Regions from separate parts of the Mus musculus genome. Here regions 1 and 3 are each linked to region 2. The links are chromatin loops, found by intact Hi-C in ENCODE. Cell type or tissue: left cerebral cortex. All regions are shown on one strand.

Region 1 (8,000 bases), 420 kb after region 2:
TAAGGCAACAGACTAATAAGTAGCCAAGTCTGCATGAGAACATGAAATGAGGACCCCAGGAGACCCCCAGCCTTTCTTGAACCTTGACCCTAGGCTTGGTGACCACAGTGGTGTCCTTCTGCTTTTCTCCCCATGAGCAGGACAAGGTAAGCAATAGCAGCTGGGCCAGGAAGCTCACAGAAATGCTTGAGGGGCTCCATTCAAGAAGGTAGGCACTAGGACCCTGTAGGCACTGGTCTGGATGGAGCCAACTCAGTGTTGGCCCAGAACACACTCTTTTATTCCTCCTTCAGTCCTAACAAGGAGAAACACAAATGTGGCACTCTGCAGATTAAATTTTAAGCCCATTAAAAATTACTGCCCAAAATAAGCTTCTATTCAATTTTCAGTTTGGCTGGGCATTCGTTTATTCCCATACCCCGCCTCCCCACTAAAATGCTACTGACTGGTAATTGTGAAGGATTCAGAATAACTGAATGAAGGAAAGCCTTGAACACTTTCTAGTCTGCCTAACCTTGCCAGCAGCTATAATTTATAATTATAATGCATACAACTCATATCTATGATACATACCAGTATTTCAAACCCTCATAAATGGGGTTAAAGTGCACAGCTGCCTTAGTTTCTCCAAGTCAATGTAAAGGTCTTCTAGATTTTGCAGTTCCACAGATGGTGGTAACAAGCAGGAGGCTAGGGAAGCATGGGGAGGTAGGGCAGATTACTGATGCACAAAAAGGTCAAAGCAGCACAGCTTACCTTCAGACAGTGTAAAGGACACTGAGCTGTGCTGTCTATGGACCTTGCTCAATTACCATTTCTGCACGGACTCACCTCCTCAGTGCCAAACGTAAGCACTCATAGCTTTGTCTGCCCGATACATCAGGCTCAAGACTGGGTGTCAGTGTCAGACCCCCCAAGCCATTGAACCATGACTGATGGAACTGGAGGATAAGCCCCACAGTTGACTCCTTCCTTGGCTTGAAGCAGAAAACACAGACTATCTCCTAGAAAATTCCCAAGACCTCCTGGCTCGCCAGGGCAGGAACAACTGCCTTGAAACACACACAGTTTGTGATTTCTGTTCCCTCTCTCACTCCTCCAAGGCACAAAAGGGTTTCCTGGCACTGTCTCCCCAAAAGTAACTGCACTCAAGTCTTGCCTCAAAGTCTCCTCCTTAGCGAACTGAAATAAATGTCATTCGTGGTCTTCTGATGCATTCTGCAGCCTATTTCCCTCTGTTCTGTCTGGGTTTCAAAAACAAAATCGATTTCTATTTACCTACCAAGTTTTAGATGTTCAGAAACTGGGAAGCAGCTGTGTGCTTGAAGCTTTTAGGAAGCCTGCTGTACCATTTTAGGGGACACAGCAAAAAATTAATTAGACCCAAGGAAGCCAAGAAATCAATTAGAATGAATCAAGCCATAAATCTCCAGTTGCCTGCTGTTTTTACGTTACATGTTGGAATACGGAAAAAGACAAAAGGAATGATCTTTGAGAAATTATACCTGCTGCCATTCATCTCTCAGAGGCTCTGACACTCACTGATTAGTTCCTTCTGAGCCACTCAGAAACACTGACAAGCTGCAGCCAAATGGTTTGGAGTCCCAGGAAGTTGGAAGGGAAACTGGGAGAGGAGCAGACCAAGCTCTCTGAGTCATACTTAGTCATGGCTGTCCGTGAGTGTCTTGGCCAGTGGCTTGGCCTCACTCACCTTGGGATTCACCACAGGGACATTTGTCTTTCCTTTGTTGGCTGCGCCAATTTATTTCCAGTTTCACCTTTCTGTGGAGACCTTCCACTAGAGCATTTCAGAATAGCCCAGAGGAGCCAGGCTTGGCAGACCCACACCCCAGTTGGTTCCTACTTCTATAATTTAAACCAGGTGGCTTGGCTATCCTCTGCCTCATGTTCCTCATCTGCAAAATGTAAAGAATACATGCAGTAGCCAGAGGAGAAGCACATCACCTTTCCAGGGTATCTGAGTAGAAATGCTACCATCAAACTTTCTGAAACAAGACTACATTTCATCAAGGTTTGGGGGAAGTTGGTACACACTTCAGCCTCAGAAGCTCTGTCAAGGCACATGCCAAGTGTTTGAGCAGAGCTGAACAGTCTTAGCATCCCCCATCAAATTGTGCTATTATTATCTCAACTAATGTACTAGTGCTGAGGCCCATCTTCAACAATCAGCTAAGTACCTCCATTATGAACCACACATTCTTTCGTGTCACTGACTCTGTCAAACTTTCTCCATTCATATAACTATTTGACCTCCAGCCTATGATTTGCTAGTTCTTCGCTAGCATATTTTGCCTTTCTCAGACTCTTTCCTGAGAACATGTCTTCAGTGGCTCCCTTACATGCTGATTCCAGTCCGTCACTCTGCTTCTAGAGAAAACCAACATAAGATATAACAGCTCTTTTTTCCCCCTTCTTCTTCTGAATTTTTTTTTCTACCAGTATCCGAGGGAAAGTCTTAGATTGTAAGATGAACAGTCATTTCTTATTTACTTGAAGCCTTCGCCAAGAAGAGGAAGCTGGCTCTAGGGTGTAACTCGCTGGTAGGGTGTGGACTTGGGAAGGAAAGAATAGAACAGACAGCATTGAAACACAGGCTTCAGGATTTGCCAAGAACTCCAAATATATTGGTTAGGTGTAGCATGGAGTTGCTACTACCCCACTTCAAGTTCAGGGTGGACCTCATTAACAGCCCTGCCCAGGTTCCCTCAGATGTGCATGTAAAAGACACAAACACATTAGCTTATTTTTCAACCCGCCTTATTGGCACAATTGTTAGGCTCTTGTAAATCTTCACTCCCAGTTCAGCACCCTAAATCTGTCCTCAACTTGAGTTGCTCATTACCTTCTCCTTGTTCAGCAACCCAACACTGCTCTCCGCTCAGTTGTGTTTCTAATCTCCAGCCTGGGGAAGAAAGCAGCCTATGGGTCACTCCGCACGAGATCTCACATCTAATTTAAGAGAACCAATCGGCTGCTTAGTCTTTGTCCACTACCACTGGGAGATGAAGACTAGACAGCTACATTTCCAACAGAAAAAATCCTGCTGTTCAGAGAACATATATGTAATGGTACTGCCCGTGACAAGCACCATGGTGGCTAACTCTAGAATGCATCTTCATCTTCCTCCCTGTCAAGGCATGTAGAATCTTTCTGAAGGATGATATCAGGGAAATTATTCAAGCCCTCAGTGCTTACATTTCACTGGTTATAAACACGGTTTCTTCTGCCCACTGGACCTTAAAGGTACTACAGCAGCAAAGGCTGCTGTCACATGTAAATGCCATAAACCCCTTGAGTAATTACTAGTCTGTGGAGGTAACATGGAGGTGATGAACAAGCCAAGAGGGTCCCTGCTGCTTCTTTGTACACCCTTCAGGCAGACACTATGATTCTGTTGGCTTAATTATTACACCTTGTATAGATGAATGTGGGGAACATGCTTGCCTTGTCATCAGCCTCCCAGGGGACTGGTACTGAGTAATTGCTTTCCATCGCAGCAGGAGCCATTGACTGCCAGCCACAGGCACCATCTGGTTCCCAGTCCCTCCCCCACATGCTTCAGCAAGCCTCCTGGGGACAAGATGGGATATTGGTGTTGCTGTTATCATCAACATGCTCATGGCCTTTTGTCTCCTATATTCAAATCATAAATTTTATGTTATTAAATACCCATGAAATACTGAGCCAAATAAATTTACAAATGTATAAAATCATGTTACACTATATTATATTACACTGTCATATGCAATGTGAGATACTATAGAATTATGTAACTGCATGTATATATGTGTGTGTGCAAATATTTAGCATATATATTTAGCATTGAATTGTCATCTTTTGAGAAATAGACCAAACAAAGCCATTTATGAACAGGCAAGAAATATTTGATAAATAACATTAGAAAGATTTCTGAAGAAATTATACTATTTTGAATGTTATCTATTATAAGAATTCACTATAAATTTCTCTTGAATTAAAAGTAAAATTATACATGTATATATATATATATATATATATATATATATATATACACATACACACACACATATATATAAACTAGCAATATAAACACATGGATTTTCCTTTCTTATTCCAGGTTAAGAGCTGAGAGGGGCACTTCTACAAGAAAAAATAAAGAAAGGAAGGAAAGAAGAAAAGAAGGAAGGAAGATTGAGATGTCATAAGTTTCAAATTTCCTGCCATTATTATTTTATATCTATGGTCAAATATTAAACCTACTTGAACAGTCCAATGATGTGTATGTATTATTACATAACAAATAAAGGAGTGTCACAAGTTTAATCCTTAATGATACTGCTCTACCTGCGTACCTATATTTGTAAGGATAGAACAAAGAGCATACCTTTAGGAAGAATATCTACCAGGGCAAACACAAACAAAGCATCTGGTTTAAAGAGTCAATAGATCCTGAAGTAGAGACTCTGTAGACAAAGAGAACATATGACCAGGAGAAGAGAAAAATAGAGAGTAAGATGTAAACAGAGGCAAGACAAGGGCTGAGCAGACCAGACTAGCAAAGGAGATAAAGCAAAATCAACACATTAACCAGTGCACATATTAGAAAGTGCACATAAAACTAGTCAAATGTAAAACGCAAAACCAAAGCACCAGCTATAGGAGCAAGCCTTTTGTACTGACCCAGAATGAACAAGCAAAAGAGACCAGTAGCCCCTACTAAAAGCCTAGAACAAGAGACTAGAGACCACAGAAACAAGAGATGTGGGCAGAGTTCAAGGAACTATGGCAAGCCTGAGGAGTTAAAATACTTCCCTGGATTCCAGAATATTTTGTCAATGACTTTCCATCATATACAGAGTCACACTTTTTCATATTTCAAGAGAAGGGCAAACATCCTTGGCATGATAGAAAAAAACAAACAAACACCACAATTTCTTTTAAAGACATAAAATTCCAGTGTTGTTATGCCACGCATCTCATGCAGAAGACAGAGAAAGTGTGTTGATGGGAAACGTCAATAAGGAAGAACCCTGTTATTGTAAATCCATAGGAGAGTCAGAATGCTCCCTGTGTGCATGAGCCAGGGAGTGTAACATGCATGACTGCATTCAAACTTAACACTGAAAAACATGCACTGGTCAGTCAAGAAACAAGGCTCGAATGAGAAAGATATGCTTCAAAGAAGCCGAGGCCAGCGGTGAGCAGTAGGGCCCTTATGTGTGGTAATTAGCTGTCTGTTCCATTTTGAACTATCCACTCATGCAAGCCAGTTATCGATGCCCCACTAGGGAAAAGTATTTGTTCCATATATATTAGCAGATACAATTTCTAGGAATGCAAATGATTATTTAAGAAACAGAAGGCCTCCTCTAAGTTAGTAGAGAAAATATATGCAAAGATGAACTGTCTCCTCATCATAGGCTTTTCAGAAATCCATTACTAAAATAGACTAATATCATATGGAGAAATCTTAATCTAGATACACAAATTACCAAGAACTTGTTTTAAAGGTCCTACGATGATCATAACAAAACAGAGGGAAACAATAATTTTCAAACAATAATTCATGCCAAAATATTATCTAATCATGGGGAGAATGCAGATGGTGAATATCTTTATACATAAATTTGGGGTATAACTTGTTATGTTCTTTTCTGATGGCTCATTTTACAATATTTATTGTAGCTCCAAGTTATGCACCTTAGACATTCACCAAAATAATTTTTAAACACCAATGTGTTTAAAACAATTACAAAAATCTAAATACTGAAAAATATGAATTTGGTGAAGTATGTAATGTGCTTGTATATACCCAGTATATAATACTATGCCCCTCTTAAAGTAGTATGTTGATGGACCTTAACTACTAGAGGAAATAAGTGTTCAGGGCATCTTACTAAATTAAAGAAAGATAGTACTAAACACTGTACAGCATAATTCTGTTCTGCACTAAGTAATGGGAGGAAGTATGCTAAACTCAAAAATGGAAGACTTATGAATGACATTTATTTTCCTTAGAGTTTTATATATTGTGTCAGCCTGTCAGATAGCCTCCAATACCCTGCCTCTGTTCTTCGAGTACTAACTGAACTACCTATTTTAGCTAGGTATAAGACTATAAAATTGAGATGAAATTTCTCAGTATCCTTTTGTGTGACTAACCACAGGTTCATGGAATTGGCAGTGGAGGTGATACACCTGACCTCTTGCAATATGTAGAGTCCCTTTCTCTCTCTGCTTCTTGCTGGTGACTATGAAGCTGGAGCTGAATCAACCATCTTGGACCATGAGGGTAGAAGCTAAGTTTGAGGACACCGGCATAGCAGAGAGGCCAGTCCCTATATCACAGGGGCCATAGCTGCTCTCACCTATGTAGCTCAGTGTAGCTTAGGAAGCCACACGACCCATAGTGCAGGAGCTAGAGTCTTGTCTAACATGTCCTCTTTCCAACAATTCTATCATGATGTTATTTTTAACTTTATAGGAGGAAATACGATTAAAGGAAAGAATAAGAGATTTCACTGAAACTTCTTGGGACATAAACCAACTGTGAGGCTTGCAGTAAAAACAATCCACCAAAATGTTTAAACCACTACCACCACAAACACAGTCTATAGGCATTTTAAGGCGATCTGTGCCTTCTCCTCTGTGTGATTATTTTTAAACACAAAGAAAGGTGGATAATAATATTTGTCTGTATTCTTCTGAAGTTCCTTTTCTTTTGCTTTTCTTAAAGAAAAATCAGTAGGGAAGTAAATAGTGTTAGGGAATATCTTCTATGCATTTTACTTACATGTTGGAGAATATTTTGGGTGGAAATCACAAAATGTATTCAGAAATCATGAACAGGCAGAGCAAAAGCTTTTAGCTGTACTGTCCGCACCTTCTTTGTTTCTGGTGCAAAAAAGGCCAATTAGGAAAATGAGCATGGGAATCTGAAGAGATAATGAAACAAAAACTTATATTTTCTTTGCACTTGAAGAAATCAGATGTTAGCCAGACAGTGGTGGTGGATACCTTTAATGCTAGCACTTAGGAAGGAGGCAGTAGATCTCTGTGTGTTCAAAGCCAGCCTGGTCCACAGAGCAAGATAAAGGACAGCCAAGGCTACACAGAGCAACCCTGTATTGACACCCTCCACTCCACCCCACCCCACCCCACCCCCCAAAAAAAAAGAAAAAAAAAGAGATACAATATTTACTGTTGAATTAATTACAAAATAGAGCACACTATGTCCATTTTTCTTCTGTATTTATTTTTGAAAATTTCATATGGTATGTTTTATTCTTCTCTGTCCCTCAACTCCTTCCAGAGCCTCCCCACTCCTTATCAATCCACCTTCATGTTTTTTCACCCTTTAAAAAAACCGGAGTACTACTCAGCTATTAAAAAGAATGAATTTATGAAATTCCTAGGCAAATGGATGGACCTGGAGGGCATCATCCTGAGTGAGGTGACCCAATCACAAAGGAACTCACACAATATGTACTCACTGATAAGTGGATATTAGCCCAGAAACTTAGGATACCCAATATATAAGATACAATTTGCTAAACACTTGAAACTCAAGAAGAATGAAGACCAAAGTGTGGACACTTTGCCCCTTCTTAGAATTGGGAACAAAACACCCATGGAAGGAGTTACAGAGACAAAGTTTGGAGCTGTGACAAAAGGATGGACCATCTAGAGACTGCCATATCCAGGGATCCATCCCATAATCAGCTTCCAAACGCTGACACCATTGCACACACTAGCAAGATTTTGCTGAAAGGACCCAGATAGAGCTCTCTCTTGTGAGACTATGCCAGGGCCTAGCAAAGACAGAAGTGGATGCTCATAGTCAGCTATTGGATGGATCACAGGGCCCCCAATGGAGGAGCTAGAGAAAGTACCCAAGGAGCTAAAGGGATCTGCAACCCCATAGGTGGAACAACATTATGAACTAACCAGTACCCCTGAGCTCTTGACTCTAGCTGCATATGTATCAAAAGATGGCCTAG
Region 2 (8,000 bases):
AATTCCTCTAGTTTGTGATAAACATTCCCCCTCCCTCATTGGTTCCTGTGTGTAAGGGTGTGCTGTATGACAGCAATATAGTGGTTTAGGTCCCAGAACAAAGCCATCTGATATTAAATCCAAAGCCCGCTGGTCAGAAGCTGCTCCACTATGGACAAGTAAATTACCTGCTGTTTAATCACCAGCAAAATTAGAAATATAAATCAGCCCTATAGCATGTCAAGTTTTATAATTATTACAAGTAGGATTAAAAAGAAACTGGGTGTTGTAGTGCTTGTCTTTAATCCCAGCGTTCAGGAGATAGAGGCAGGCAGACAGATCTCTGAGTTTGAGTCTAGGACAGCCAGGGTTACACAGAGAAAAACTTGTCTCAAAAAAGAGGGCATGGGGGGAGGAAAGAAGAAAGAAAGGGGGAGGAGTGAGCTTGGAACCGTGCTTGGCAAATAGTGAGATCTTGCATTAATTTAGATGCTATCTGCAATTACATATGCTATAATACGAGTTTTAATAAAGGAAACCCGCAGTCGTTACTTGCACAAGACTGGCCTCTAGAGATGGGTCTCATATTTTCTCATTTTTTAGTTTAGCAGAGAAAAATGCATAGAGATGAGGTTTCTTTGTGAAAACTCTAGGAGAAACATTCTGGTTAAATGCCAACTGGGAAATATTCATTTAAAAATAGGCAATTCTGGAATGATCCAAGTGTACCCTGAAGCCACTCTCAGACAGATGGAGCCTCAGTTATTACAGCCGTGCTCCTCTTAGAAATCAAGAGGAAATTTAGTGGGGACATAAAAAGCACATTTTAAATGAAGCTGGACACCGCGGTTCCCAGGTGTGGTTTCAGCTACACGGAGGCTGAGATGGAGAGACTGCTTTATCCCGGGAGTTTGAGACCATCCTAGGCTACCCAGTGAGACTCATTCATAAGGAAAAGGGTGCCAAATAAGAATAGTTTATTAAGCTGGGCAGTTGTAGTACACACCTTTAATCCCAGCACTTAGGAGGCAGAGGCAGGCAGATCTCTGAGTTTCAAGCCAACCTCGGTCTATAGAGCTAGTTCCAGGACAATCAGGGCTACACAGAGAAATCCTGTCTCAAAAACAAACAAACAAACAAACAAACAACAAAATGCTTATTGAGCTATCTGTAGTTAATACACATCTGTACTCCAAGCATTCTAGATATTGAAGCAGGAGGATTTTAAGTTTGAGGCTAGCCTGAGCTACAAAGTTAAGTCAGGTCAGACAGGGCTGCCTAATGATAGCATCCTGTCACAAAACCAAGTTAGCAAACACCTCAGTAAACAAATGAATATTTAAAAGAGAAGAGTTGCTTTTATTTACTATAAGGCTGCCAGTACAGAGCCAAAGCCTCTAAGAACATATTTGAATGCAGAGACCGTATAAATTTTGTGATATTGACTGAAAGAAAATCCTGAAGTCCTCATTGAACTATCACTGATTTGTTTGAGTTCTGGGCAGTTATTACTTTGAGCTGGCAGCATCCTTTAGAGAGCTAATATCAAGACATCACTTCAGTTGATACAAAATCAAGACAATGGAATCACGGTCACATTTCTGAACACTCCTTCAAACCCTATACTCTCTCTGGATTTCAGACCATTGGACAAATCATTTAATTGCCTTGGTCGTGGGGATGGGGAATGGAGTTGGTAATCCAATGTCCTGTGCCTATCTCTTTTGCCCACTAGATGGCAGAAGAGAATCGTAAGATATCCGTAACTCACCTCATCCATGGAAGACTTTTTACAGTCATCGTCGTCGTCATCGTCATCACTCTCCGTATCTGCTTCCCCTGTCAAATTTTAATCACAGATCACAATTTCAGTATTTGAAAGTTCAAAGAGTTCGCAAAAGCACACTGCCAACTTTGTTCAGGGCATGCACTCGGAAGGCTGACATTCTGCTCCTTTTAAAGTTGCTGTTTTCTTTCCCCAAAGATTTACATTTTCTTAGTAACAGAGACTTAACTTGACATTTAGACGAAACTTCTCTCTGTGCTTCTTACTATAATGTACATGTTCTCTCGTGGATGTCAATCTCCATGACCTTAACAGAGACAAGCCCTGCTTTCATTTGTTTTTCTGTCCAGTCCTCAGTCATGCCCCTTTGAAGTAACCCCTGGCCAGCACACAGCTCAGGGACTCAGGGACCAACCTTCTCCAATAAAATGACTTCACAGCGGTTGAAGAAGTTTATGAATGAAATCAGAAACTGCGGGGAAATGGTAGCACACACAAAGACTTGAGAACTGCCAAGTGCAGGTCAATCATCATATCTAAATAATCTACAATCATAAACATGACAGCATTCTTCGGCTCTAAGAGTGTGAGAGCCTGAGACAGTGGATAACTACGGTGTCTTGTGAACTCACAGTAGCTGTGGCAGCCAGACAAAAATCTAAACATGGGGAAGGGAGGGGAGCATGAAGTGTCACCCTTAAAGGAGGAGCTATTGGCAATTAATGACTTCTGGAAGACAGACAGTCCATTTTCTATGAGAGTTTAATCCCCTGGTAAGTTGATCGTGTTCCAGCAGAAGGCTGCACATGCAAGAATATTTGGGCAGCACAAGTTGGTACTGAAGAATTTAAAACAAACAAAGAAATGGAACACCCCGTTGGAAGGATGGAGAAAGGAGAGTGGATCTGGGAATTGTTGGGGGTAAGCACTATTTTGTAGGGAATTCTCAAGGAACCAATAAAGATTTTTTTAAATGATATCATTCTTTTTTTTAAAAGGGCAAGATGAAATAATCTAATGCAAGAAGAAAAAACATTGAAAAGCAATAAAAATAGAAAATTAAGCTTTAAAATCACTACACTTAAAAATCTATGCTAATCTGACTTACTTTAGCGTCACATTTAGCCAGTCATTGCAATTGGTTGATTCTACCCTTCTGCCTAGAGTTAATGGATAATTTATTCAAAATATCACATTAGTATTAAGTACTAATTTCCCCTATACTTCAAACTCTTTCAGTCGTGTAAAAATAGTTTCAAGGGAAAAGGAAAGCAGCCACAGTCGGTTTTCTTTCAATCACCCTCCCCTCCTTCAGTTTTTTCCACTGCAATAGCACAAATATTCCAGTAGATGGCAGGATGAGCTCATTGCTGAGGCAGAACTGAGTGCCTGGTACCTGCTCCCAGAGGGGCCTTCTAAAAAGTTGGCCACACTCTGCAGCATGGATGACACAGTGCCCACAGAACTACCTTCCAAGAAGCAACTCTGTGTTTTCATGTGAGGGACAGAGGTCAATCAATTACTGGATGGTAGTGAGGAAAGTAGGCACCAAACTTCTATAGAGGAGAAAGACTTCTGTGACCAATAACTGGATGGCCTGTTACAAAGGGCCACATAAGTCCTTAATGGTGCTGACTTAATAATTATTCGAACCCCATATACTTGCTTAAAAATGCACCCTGCTGTATAACAGATGCGTTGTTTTAGGGGGTTGCTACTTAATATTTCATATTCATTTTATTTCCTGAAGTACTTCTTTGTATTATTATTATTTTTAATGAAGGATGTGTTCTTTAATCAAGCAACATGAAAAGATGATTGCTGGAACATTCTACAAAATGACTCATGTAACAAAACAATTGTCCAATTACCATTTCAAATACACGTTCAGGCTGTAACTTGGGTTGTATGAGGAAGAAAAAAACTTCGTCTGCCTCTACTGTGAAAGCAAAGACCTGTTTTTTTTTTTTTCTTCCTTTGGCAAGCTTAACAAAGAAAAACAAAACCATACTGATCTGTCTTTTATGTATTAAGTCACCACAGAGGCTGTACATACCTAAGGGGCTTCTCTTATAAGACTTTGAGAGGACCCTGGAGAAATCTATTTGAACCATAAAAAAATAATACCCTTTTTAAAAGCAACACTAACAACACCCAAAAGTGGTATCTTACTTGACCCTTGTTCATTCTGGAAAGTGTGCTGGCTAAGGGTTGGCTCCCAGAAGAGGCATCCAGGCAACAGACTGACTTAGCTTTAAAATAAGATCCATGTTATGTGTTTGTTCCTGGTACTGGGAACATCCACAAACCAAATGATAAATTATCAGAACTCTTTATTCTGGGGCCTACTTACGTACTAAAGACTCCAAAACTACATGGCAATAAATACCGATTGCACACGACTCACTCCTGGCTAGCTTAGGGAACCTACAGAATTGCTAACAGATTGCTGCTTTTTCTCTGTATTAAGCAATTGTGTTCACTGCCTGTAGAAATCATTATTATTAGAGTTATGTATCTGGTTAATGGGAGAGAGAAATGGGATTAGATAAAAGCAGATGGCGCAAATACCCACAAGCACCCACGTGCAAAGGAAGGCACATTAGGACAGGTTGGAAAGGAAGAGACTTCTGATGATCGATCATCCTCACATCATACTGAGAAAAAATTTTCAAAAGGAAATCAGAATGATGTCATGATATTTGAAAAAAAAAACATATCTGTGAACCATGGAGGGGAATAGACCTTCTGAGAGACTTATATACTGTCTGTACCTTAGGGTGTCAATTTAAATAATAAGAGCAGTTGACAAGTGAGACAGACAATAAGACAAAAGGTAAACCAGGCCTAGTCAGGGCTTGCAGGTGTGACACACTCAGCAGAGAGGTAGGACACTTGCCTAGTCTGCAAAAGGTCAGAGCACAGTAGAGGCTCAAACAAGACAGACCCAAATTCCCAACCAGACAAGCAAGCAACCAACCAACTAAGCTGGCCACGTTCATGTTCTGATTGCCCCACTTTATATTTTAACATTCCAATTGTTTAAAAATCTTTTAATTTATGTGTGATAGGCATGGGGAAATGCATGACATATGAGCAATACATGGATTTTCAAAATATAAAGAAAATAGACTGGTCCAGAAGTCTGGTCTAGAGTCCAGAAGAAACTAGATTTCCTTCTAGTTCTGTCTAAGGCTAGCGGTTACCCTGACTTCTAACAGCTTATCTTGGTTTTGTTTGCTTTTTATACTCATACAGATGGAGCTAGATAGTATACTTTTTTTGTTGTTGTTGTTGGATTCTGTGTTCACAGTCAGTTATGCTTCTGTGGATAGCTGTAAATCACTCTCATTATATACATTATTCCTTTGTATGACTAAACCATGATTTGCAATCAGCTGATGGATTGCTTGCTGCCAGTGTTTGGATATTTTTAATAATATTGCTTATAGCAATTTTTCCATCTCTTGATAAATATCACTACCCATTTCCCATTTCTTGTTAGCTCTCTCCCTAGGAATAGAACTGGGCAGGGGAAGTGCATGTGTTTAGTTTTGGTTGATATATTAAGTATCTTTATTCTGTCTTTCCATCCCCCTTTTCCTTTCCTGGCTTTCTTCCTCTATCCTCCCATCCTCTGTTCTCTCTCCGTCTCTCTCTCTGTCTGTCTCTGTCTCTGTGTCTCTGTCTCCCTTTGTCTCTCTCTGTCTCTCTCTCTCTCTCTGTCTCTCTGCAATTGTCAGGATTCTGGGTAAGGGGGAATAAATTAGGCTCAATGGCAAATAACCCAAAGAAATCCAATGGCCTTTGAATTTTTGTCTCACAAGTGGTCAGTTTCAAACTAATGTGAAAGAAAAAAATGCCAATCCCTTTCATAAACAATGCAAGTCATTTGTCACTTCACTCTTTTTTTTTTAAGTGCTTTATAACACAGGGGAGAACTGCAAAGCCCAGAACCCATCAATGATTGCATTAGAAGTCTGCCAATCTCTTGTCTTCCCTTCTGCTGATGTGGTCGATGATGAAGTTTAGAAGCAAGACTCTGCTGAAAAGCAGATTTGCCTCACGTGAAAGCCAGTGTAATACCTACCCAAAGATGAGCTGACTCCTTATCTGACATCAGGCTGAGGCAGGAGACTGCCTTGAAATCTCTCAGTGGGCCTAACCGATAACTTGAGGCTATGAGCTGACAAGAGTTTCAAGTGGTGGTCAGAGAGTAAAGTGACCACAGAGGAAGGACTATAGAGATACAACAACATGACTAGCTTGGAAGCTGGAGGGAGGGGGACCTGTGAGCCGGTGGGTGTGAGTGGCCTCTAGGGCTTGAAAAATCCTTCCTAAGAGCTTCCCGAAAGACATCTTCGGTTTATTCCAGAAGCTTTCTCAGAAACCTTTCGACCTACAGAATTTGTGGTTAAGAGTGCCACCGAAAAGCAACACAACATAAACCATCCAAAGAGAGAAAGCTGAAAGCTGAAAGCCCTTCTAGGCCAATTTCAGAGCAGCAGATCTGCGAATCCACCCATCCTGAGCCTGGCAGCCCCTCACTCACCAGCTCCTGGAGACGAAGGCTCGAACACACTGGAGGAGTCGCTGTAGGTGTTGGAAGCTTGCTCTGAAAGCTTCTTCTTACCACTTCCCTCTGACGACTTGTGCGACTTCTTCTTGTTTTTCACCAAGATTTTATACATTAAATCCATAGGGCTTGGAAGAGGTACCCCAGATTCCAGCTATTTAAAAGAAAGCACAGCCTTTAAAAATACTGTCCTTCCTTCCAGGCACCTCTCTAATCCCACTGCTTTGGATAGCACAGCCTCTAGATTGGCATCTACTATATTCAGCATAGTTCACGAAAGCATTCTAATTGTGCCCTGCATTTGTTTTAAATAAAAGATGCTTTTAAATGACCTAACTCATTTTCTACAATGAAACTACAAAAAAAAAAAAAAATGAGGCCACGGAAATGTACAGGTAGATTTAATGGTCTGACCTTGGACTCTCAGGCATTTTCTGACGGGCCCTGCAAGTCCAATCATTTTACTGCAGATACATAAATCATCTCTGACCTGAGTCTTTGGGAAAAGGCCAAACATTGGACAGAAAGAATTGTTGAAGTTGGGTAAAAGTTTCCAAATAAGTCACTGTTTCAGACAAAGCGTTAGGGGCAGCAACATCTTGTGTTGGTTTCGGGTGGGCTTTTAGCATCAGCCAAATCAGACATAATTTCAGATTTTCCTCTTGCCCCTAGATCTGAGCTGTCTTACTGAGCCTTACTTCACTGTTGCAAGTTTGTCCATATACTGGGAAATCAACTTCCCATGAGAAGGTTATAAGTTACTGTATCAGGGAGCATGTGCAAGACACAAGACAGGCTTATTTTTAGAGAGGCCTTTGAAGTCCCACAAGCTGGCCCTCTATCCTTTGCTTGCCATGAGTCTGGGGACCAGTATGAACTCACTTGAAAATATGCAGATACTGGGCCAAAGTGTCCAGGAAGAAGAGGCTTCTTTAGGTTCTGGCTGCTCTTTGCCTTTATGAACAGGGATGGGGCTGCTACCCATCCACTGGGCAGGGTCCTCTTACTCAGGAGTCCCAGGGAGATGAAGAGAAGATCTTCCCTTGTTCTAAGCTGGGCCCCCTGAGGACCTGAGCCTGGGACCTGGAGTTCGTATGCTCCATGTCTTATATAGCTTCAAGCACAGAGAGCCAGGCTTCTACTGCTCTAGGCTTAAGAAGCTAAAGATGTATGGTGACATGGTGACAGGCTTTCAGTCTGAGCTTTAGCCACCAGTAGTCTGGAACTGGGCAGCTGTCATGATCCTCTGCTTCCTGCAGCAGTGATCAGCAGCAAGGCACTATTGCCTGCTTGTGCTCTATCTCCTGAAAGAGCTTAGGGTGTAAGGACCCAGAGCACCTAAAATCCTAGTATTATAGGTCTCGATCCTGGGAACTTAAGGCTTAGCTTTCTTTGTAACGATTTCTATTAAATACGGCCCAGTTTCCCTTCCCTGTTCTTTACAGTTCATTATTCGTCCAGCACCTTTGTTCCTCACCTTGGTCACTCTTTGGAATCCCAGTGTCATCTGGTGCTACTCTGCTGCTGCTCCTACCAGCTCCTCTTCCTATCCCCAGTTCAGCCTTAAGAGAACAGCAGGCTAGAGAATTGTCTTATGGACTGCTCATGCTGCAACACCAGGGGGCAGCACTGAAGGCCATCTCTCTGTGGAGTCACAGT
Region 3 (8,000 bases), 330 kb after region 2:
AAAACATTACAGAACAAACTCAATCTTTCATGACTTTCCATATTAAATAAACTAGAGTAACATTTCCCCTTTAAAAGGGGAAAATAATAAGGGCTCTTGTCACACTTCCACAATATTTCAAATGCTCTACAGTGTACTTCAGATAAATTATTTGACTGAAGCACAATCATTTCAAATCATAAAATTTTGCACAGCTGACCTGAAACCTAAATATTAAATCTAGTTTGTTGTGATATAATTTATTCTTTAAAAATAATTGCCTATCAACCACTAACTCACATGAAAAATATATTCAATCATTGACTTTTATTTTGATATTGTGAGCACTATTCTTTTCCAAAAGTGTATGTGGAAAGTTTATTTCAAGCATTGTTACTTTAAAAATATGTAAACATAAAGTTGTGTTTTCCTTCTTTATCTGTGTGTGTGCGCGCGCGCATGTGTATAAAATGAAGAATCTTAAATTAATTTCATTTAGATTTTCATATAGTAGTCATGTTTGCAAGTAAAACATTTATAGATAATGGCTTATAAACATATTTTCACTTTCAAATAATATCACAATGGAATGATTCATACAGAAACAAGCTCACTCACTGACTCCTGCTTTAGGCAGTGTGACAGTGCAAAAACTAACAACAATTGTCTAATTTCCCAAACCATTTGTATGTGTCCTAATCTATGACACTTTTAAAGGCCTTATTAAATCCACATAAAGCTCCCTAAGGATGAAAACAATATGATCCACACAATATAAAAAATGACTAACACACTTAATTTCAACTAAAGATAATGAAATTCAATTTCAATTAACATTTGTAAAAAGGAAAGTTACCTTGGCCAACACAATTTTGAACAGAAATAACAAATCCTGAATCATCGTTCATTTGGAATCAGCCCCGCAATGAACACAAACCCTCACTGAGGCAAATACTGAAGAAAAACAACTTAAAGGGAGAAAATATTCAATCAGACTTGCAGCTTCAGGGATTTCAGTATAAGCTACACTGGACCCATTCCTTTAGAACCAAGGGAAAGCAAATCTCATGGTGGGCAGAATACAAGTGGCCAAGATCACTTACCTCATGACCTCCTAAAATGAAAAGATAATAGAGATAGTTACAGCTCAAGATAATGCCCCAAAGGACAGTCTCCAGTGATACATTTACAACAATCATATCAACTTGTTGAGTCCACTAAATATCAAGCTATCAGTAGATTAATCCGCTGATGAAGACAAAGCCTTCATGATCCAAAGTCCCACCTCTGAACACTGTGCTTGAAGGGTCAAGTACTTTTCAAGTGTTTGAGGTGGGCCACTTCAAAAACAGGACAGAATGACAAATGAAAGGAATTTTTGAATTTTCAGAATAATCCGAAACATACTCTTCCATTTCTCTGACTCTGCCAAGGTGCCTTGCAGATTCTACTGCGTCACACATTCTAACTGCAAACCAATTTTGGTTTATATGCCTATAACTCTGAAAGACTGTGGTAAATATAAAGGCCACTCCCTGAAGTCCTTGTTCATCTCCTTTATTTTGCTCTGTGGCATATGAGTCCATGAAAGGAGGACAGCATCACAGGTCTCTTCGAATGCCATTACATCATCTGAATATCAATATTTAGAATTCAGGGTCTTGAACTATCTAGGCTGTGACAACAAAGTGCCTTAGCCTGGGAGTTTTGAGAGTAATAGACCCTTGAATCTCACTGTGGTGGAGTGGAGTATCTGGCTAGAAGTTCAATGTCTCATGAAGGCTACCCTCTGCTTTAAGAGGATACTTTGAATGCTGGGTCCTCACATGAAAGAAGGGGGAAACACTTATGAAGTTATTCCTTCTTAATACCATTCTAGAGGTGCTTAAGTGACAACAGGAATTTTTGTTTGTTTGTTTTTTGTTTTGTTTTTCAAGGCAGCATTTCTCTGTATAGCCCTGGCTGTCCTGGAACTCACTCTGTAGACCAGGCTGGTCTCATACTCAAAAATCCACCTGTCTCTGCCTCCCTAGTGCTGGGATTAAAGGCGTGCACCACCATGCCCAGCAACAACAGGAATTTTTGAGGGAACACAAACATTGTAATCACACTGCCCACTTCACGAAAACTAACACTGTGCTCTATCTACTCTGAGTTCTAATGGCAGTCAGGAATTGGATGGATAGGCTCGGTATTTTCATAAAACACTTTCCTTTGAAATCTCTCCCCCAAAACACTCTCCCCCCTTAAATCACCTGTCAATTAACATTCCAGTATTTCTGCATTAGATGTTATGTCAAATGACTTCAGAATCTCATCTTCCAAGTGGAGGAAGTGTAAGGAATATATATGCATACATACCTATCTGTCTTACTTAGCTCTGCGGAGAAGACACCAATGAGACACCAACAGGTAAACAGCTGAGGAGCCATGAGTACTCCCCTAAAGCCAAACTTGTTTTTCACCATTGTTAAACGCAACCAACAGTTCCACTCAGCTGCTCCTCTCATCCCAAACAAACCAAGGCACATTCTTGGGAACTCTCAACTAACTTATATACCAAGGCTTGAATCTGGGGCTTTCTGACCCAAAACCTTTTATTTTATTTCAAAACAGTGCTTTGGATTTCCCTTCAGTGGCTTCAGAATATAGGGGGAAAATGCCAATATGTCCTTACTGGGAGCAAACTGCTTTAAAATTATTTTGATTGTTGAGAAAAATCTATTAAACTCTTGCCAAATCCGGACCATTTTCTTTGGAGTTTCATTAGGTCCCATTTGTCAATTCTCGATCTTACAGCACAAGCCATTGCTGTTCTGTTCAGGAATTTTTCCGGACCATTTTCTAAATAAGAAGTGTGAGTCTTATAATAGAGTTTCAAAAACAGTTCTCTAGAGGTAGTTGGCTGGCTATAGAATTAACCAGGCTTTAAGTTCATTTTTTTTAAATAGTCAATATATTACAAATAGATTTTTGAAGGTCAACTTAATGATCAGAGATAAAATGGAATCAATTCTCAATAAGAAGGAATCCAAAGTAGGACATAAAATTCTACCATGTACAAGAACATTTTCCAATTGTAACATGCTTTCACCTACACATTTTTATCAACATTTGTTAATAATGATAGACAAAGTATATCTTGCAGATGCAATGAAGTCACCGTTGTGTTGACTACTTGCCATGCATTTTATTCTTGGGTCTCTATAGCAACCAGGTAAGGTAAACACTTAGATTAAGCTTGCATTCCAGAGAAGTAAACCAAGTCTCTTATATAGAAAATGATGTGCTGGGTTATACAGCTTGCTATTTGGGGGGGGGGGGGATACTGCTTCACACCGAAGAGTTTGTGCTGCAGTAGCTACGTTCTCTTAGGCATTGACAGTGCACAAAGACACTTGGTAGTTTCTCTAGGACATACAAAACTTCGTGGCAACAGAAAAAGCAATGTTCTCCAGTAAAGCCACATAGAAAAGCAATAACATGGATCCTAAAAATGATCTCAACTATCATGGCCTCTTGCCCTTTGACAATCACATTGATTGTAATGAAAACAGATCACTTCTCTTTATTATGTCAGAATTACTCTTTATAGAAGAAAGTCATACACTTGGTCATAAAAATACTGCGAAGAAATATTTCTTTTGGCTGCATTATGCCTCTTCAAAATTCATGTGTTGAAGTCTTAACCCATACGTCTTCCAATGTAGTCAGAGGAAATGAAACCATAGGGCACACATATTTTTCTTAATTGAGAACAGCAGTCAGGTTTAAAGAACACTAGACGGAAAGATTGTAGAAAAATTCCCAGTGTCTTTCTATATCATAATTCTGAAATCAGTCTTCAAAAGAGAAATTATCCATTTTAGCTGGCAACTTTCACTCATAGAAATGCATCTCCGACTTGACTGAACACAAGTTTGCCTCTAAGGAGCTTCAGAGGAAATACAGTGTCTGAGACCCACACCACACATCATAATTTAATTGATCTGGGTGTGGACAAGCATCAGGATTTTAATAGTTCCCCAAGTATTTCTCCTATCTTTATATTAGAACCCACAATTGAAGCCCTGCTTTAGAGCACAGGTCAGTGGATAGACTTATTTTTTAAAAAATATTAACAATGAAAACCACAAGATGGCATAATTTTTCATTTCAAATAATTAAAATTGAGAAATGTTTTTAGATTATTTACCCTGTACCTCTACAAGTTGAATACACTATTTATAGGTTGAGATCTCATAAGACAAAAGCACTATCATCAAGACCTAAAACCTCTTAAAAATCCCTGGGCTTTAACTAATTCCAACAAGCAATGCTTTTGATACTGGGAACCAGGACACACATATTGTCTGCCACCCTGCCTTTTTCCACCCCTGGGAGAGGTGGAGAGGTGTGGCATCCCTTCATTCCTAGACAACTAAGTACCTTGGGAACTATTAGATAGGAAGGCACTAAAGTAAGAGATTTGTCATAATAAAAACTCAGAACATTAATTTAAGCATACATGTTTTCAGTTTTTTATATTTTACAAATGGACATGCACATATACTGAATAACGCAGGAATTGCTCAAAAATTCAAATTTAACTACAGGTAAGAGACATACTAAGATCGCCTCAAATAAGGGGATTCTATTCTAACATCCCAGCAAAAATGGCAGATCTGAAAAATGCTTTAGAGAAAGTAAAAGCTTCCAGCCATTAGAGAAGATATGCTGTGCCTTAATGGTCACTTTCAGGGTCTTTTCCTTTCCACTATTAAATGTAGCTGAAGGTAAGGCTCAGGTAAAAACGGCTGTAGGATTTCAAGTACAAATCGGCACCCATTCTCACCAACCCCAGAATCCTAATGTTTCTGCTACCAAAGTTATATAAAGGTTTCTGTTTCCAAGGAAACTACTGACATATATGGAATTTAATGAACATCAAAAGGAACCATGCCATATAATTTACATTTAAAGATACACGTGAATAGCTGTCAAACACACACACATTCTAAGAAATTTTAGCTCTATTTTGCTTCCATTTAGTAAAAAATCATAAACACATTTATAGAAATAGAATGACAAAACCTACTCTGAAAAAGCTCGTGCAGCATGTGAGGTGAATTAAGAAATGGTTGAAGCGGAGAGTAAGGGTCAGAGGTTGATCTCATTAACTGGTTAGTGAAAGTGAGGAGCCCTTTGATTTTGTTGCATAAAGTGTCCTTCCTTCCTTCCTTCCTTCCTTCCTTCCTTCCTTCCTTCCTTCCTTCCTTCCTTCCTTCCTTCCTTTCTCTCTCTCTCTCTCTCTCTCTCTCTCTCTCTCTCTCTCTCTCTCTCTCTCTCTCTCTCTCTTTCGTCCTTTCTAGCCCACAAATATCTACATCAGAGTTTATGTCTGCAGTTCCACACAATGATAAATCTAGACAAAGTCAGGATATTTGCTGATAATCACCAAGAGGGGCGATGAATAAAGTTCTCATTTAAACTCTGAGCATTGGAGATGATTCATTGAAACCACTGTTGTAGAACACCCAAATAACAGCTCATTATGAGAATTCTATGTAGGCATCCAAATCCTATGATGAGCTATTTGGGATTTGACAACCCTTAAATAAACAGTCCTTTATGAATACTAGCAAGACATGTTTAAGATATAGGGAGATTTTGAAAGAATGTGCAGTGGTATCCTAAATAGGACTATTCAGTAGGAAAATAAACACCTAGGAGGAAATACCACTTGAACCCCATCCCCCACCCCAACTCCTTTCTCTTTCTTAAATGCATTTCAAGAGACATGGATGCTTTTATTTGTTATTTTATTTTATTTCATTTTTTTACTCAAGACCTGATTCACAAAAGTCTCAGGCATTAAAAAATGCACACTGTGGTACCGCCAGCATTTAATACACCCATGGGGCTCCTTCATCTTCTCAAACTGAGCTCTGCTCTAAGTAACAACCTTCACTTCCCTGCCCCACAGCCCTGGCATCCACCACTTTATTCTTTGAATGGGAATACTCTGCCTATCTGACCTTAGAATGGAGTCACACCTTATTTGTCCTCTCTATATGCCTTACTTCACTTTAGCCAAATATCTTCAGGGTTTGCTCATATAGTACACATTAAAAATTCAGCCCTTCAAGGCTAATACTCAGTATACAAGTATATGCATCAATTGTGCATTTCCGTTCATTTAGACACTGTTCAATAAGGGCTTGCTTGCTTGGGGTTTCTGCTTTCAACTCTTTGGTAAAATACTGGATGCAGACTCTTTAGCTGGATCCTCATAAAGTCATTAAATTCTATGTGCCATGGACATCTGGATGCAGTTCTGAAACTTCCCCAATCTCTCTCTTACCTCCTTCCACACCCACCTCTCTCTCTCTCTCTCTCTCTCTCTCTCTCTCTCTCTCTCTCTCTCTCTCTCTCTCTCTCTCTCTCTCCCTCTCTCTCTCTCTTTCTCTGTATTTGTACACTGTGCTTCATATGTGGACATAATATATACAAGCGTGCAGGCATATGTGCCCATAAGTGAACATGTGGACTTTGGAACAGAATTTGAGGGTTGCTTCTTTTGTTCCCTACCCTATTACCCTGAAATAAAGTCCCTTAGTCAAACAGAAGCTTGGCATTTTGGCAAGAGTAGCTGGCAAACGGTCTCTCAGGATCCTCCTGTCTCTGCTTCCCAATTCTGGGGTTCCAGATGTGTCCAAATATGCTGCAGCTTTTTACAATTCTGCAGCATTCAACTGAAGTCCTATGCTTGCAAAACAAGGACTTTTATCTACTGAACCTCCCTAGCCTTACAGTCCTTCTTTTTTATACATTCACTAGGACATCTCACCCAAGCTTTAAACACCCAAAATTCCATTTCTAGATCCAATATCTCTGAACTCACTATTAGTCTTCTTAACATTAAACATTTGACAGGAAACACAACCATTTAATTATTCAAAACCAAACACTAGAGCCAAACTACATCTAGATATCTTGATCCAATATCTAGATCCAAACTCTATTCATTTATAATGCATTCCTTTCCTCTTTTGTTTCCTATCTCAGGATATAACAAACCAACTATGCTAATTTTTCAAGGTAAATTTACTTGATAGCTCTTTTTACATTCTTTCTTTCATCATCATATCTAATACATCAATACATGCCAAGTTCTCATCTTTAATGCATATTTACATTTTACCATGTTTTTCACTACCTCAGCGGCTACCATCTTGACCACAAGTCACCAATATCACTATTCAGGATATCTGGAGTAGCCATTCAGTCAGTCTCCGTTGCTTCTTCCTTCACGTGCCAAGGTTTGTTCTCAACACAGTCACCAGTACTTCCTACCAGCACTGTTTCCAAAGATTTAATTTTGTCTGTCTCAGCATTCTGTCTCCTTACTTATTCCAGAAAATATCTCAAACCACTAGCATGTTCTCAGGCTTGAACCCCATAGTAGTTCAACTGATGTATATTCCCAACTTGGAGCCTTTGATTTCTTCTGGGCCCTCTGCCTTGATATTCTGCTGGTGGGTGGGTCATTCACACAATTCTGCCTATCATTAAATTCCTGTTTCTTCAAGATAACTTACTCTGTAACAGCCTTGTAAAACAAAAGGCCTCCCCACGGCTCATGGTCTATGGCTTCCTCCCTGGCTTATTTTTCTAACTGGGACTTACCTGTCATCTCTTTTCCTCATACTATGACATGACAGAATGGGTTCATAGGACTAGAGGCCATGGTATGCTTTACTCTTTTCTCCACTTTCTGATATTGGGCTGGCTACATGAAACTCACCAGCAAAAAATCCTTCCGCATAGGAAGTCGGCCATCACAGAACTCAAGGTTTCTGTTCGTTTACTTGAAGACTCAGTTTTCCAGTACACCCTTTCCAAACACACGTTACACATGAAGCAGAGATAGCTGTCTTGTTCGTTCAATGCTACTTCGCCCAGAGCCTAGGAGCATGCTGCCTAGAAATCACCGAGTCCTTGCTAAACCCTTCAAAATAAAATTAATAAATAGTAATAAA

Evidence for each region. Peaks named below come from ENCODE experiments on the same cell type or tissue, not always from the same donor. Only the 100,000 strongest peaks of a DNase experiment are listed, where the experiment ranks them.
Region 1: it touches region 2 in a loop (2.3-fold over the local background); 2 of 42 quality-filtered maps call a loop at or near these places.
Region 3: it touches region 2 in a loop (2.6-fold over the local background); 10 of 42 quality-filtered maps call a loop at or near these places.

The regions. Positions count from the first base shown.
Region 1 is chr2:134,906,519-134,914,518 of GRCm38, reverse strand. All of the region lies in intron 2 of Plcb1 (phospholipase C, beta 1), which reads right to left. Among named protein-coding and RNA genes, the nearest start is that of Gm39941, 7.0 kb to the left of the region's middle. In left cerebral cortex, a CTCF peak has its summit at 3,273; DNase peaks (open chromatin) are centred at 274, 1,660, 2,544 and 3,518; H3K27ac peaks cover 2,911 bases.
Region 2 is chr2:135,324,118-135,332,117 of GRCm38, reverse strand. Plcb1 (phospholipase C, beta 1) reads right to left here. Exons shown (of 32, transcript NM_001145830.1): 14 at 6,318-6,495; 15 at 1,751-1,818. Among named protein-coding and RNA genes, the nearest start is that of 4930545L23Rik, 110 kb to the right of the region's middle. In left cerebral cortex, CTCF peaks have their summits at 1,697 (motif pointing right), 2,907, 3,108 (motif pointing right) and 7,958 (motif pointing right); DNase peaks (open chromatin) are centred at 1,718, 3,143 and 7,978; H3K4me3 peaks cover 308 bases.
Region 3 is chr2:134,993,972-135,001,971 of GRCm38, reverse strand. The region is part of intron 3 of Plcb1 (phospholipase C, beta 1); the gene reads right to left. Among named protein-coding and RNA genes, the nearest start is that of Gm39941, 80 kb to the right of the region's middle. In left cerebral cortex, a CTCF peak has its summit at 4,123 (motif pointing right); a DNase peak (open chromatin) is centred at 4,923; H3K4me3 peaks cover 289 bases; H3K27ac peaks cover 950 bases.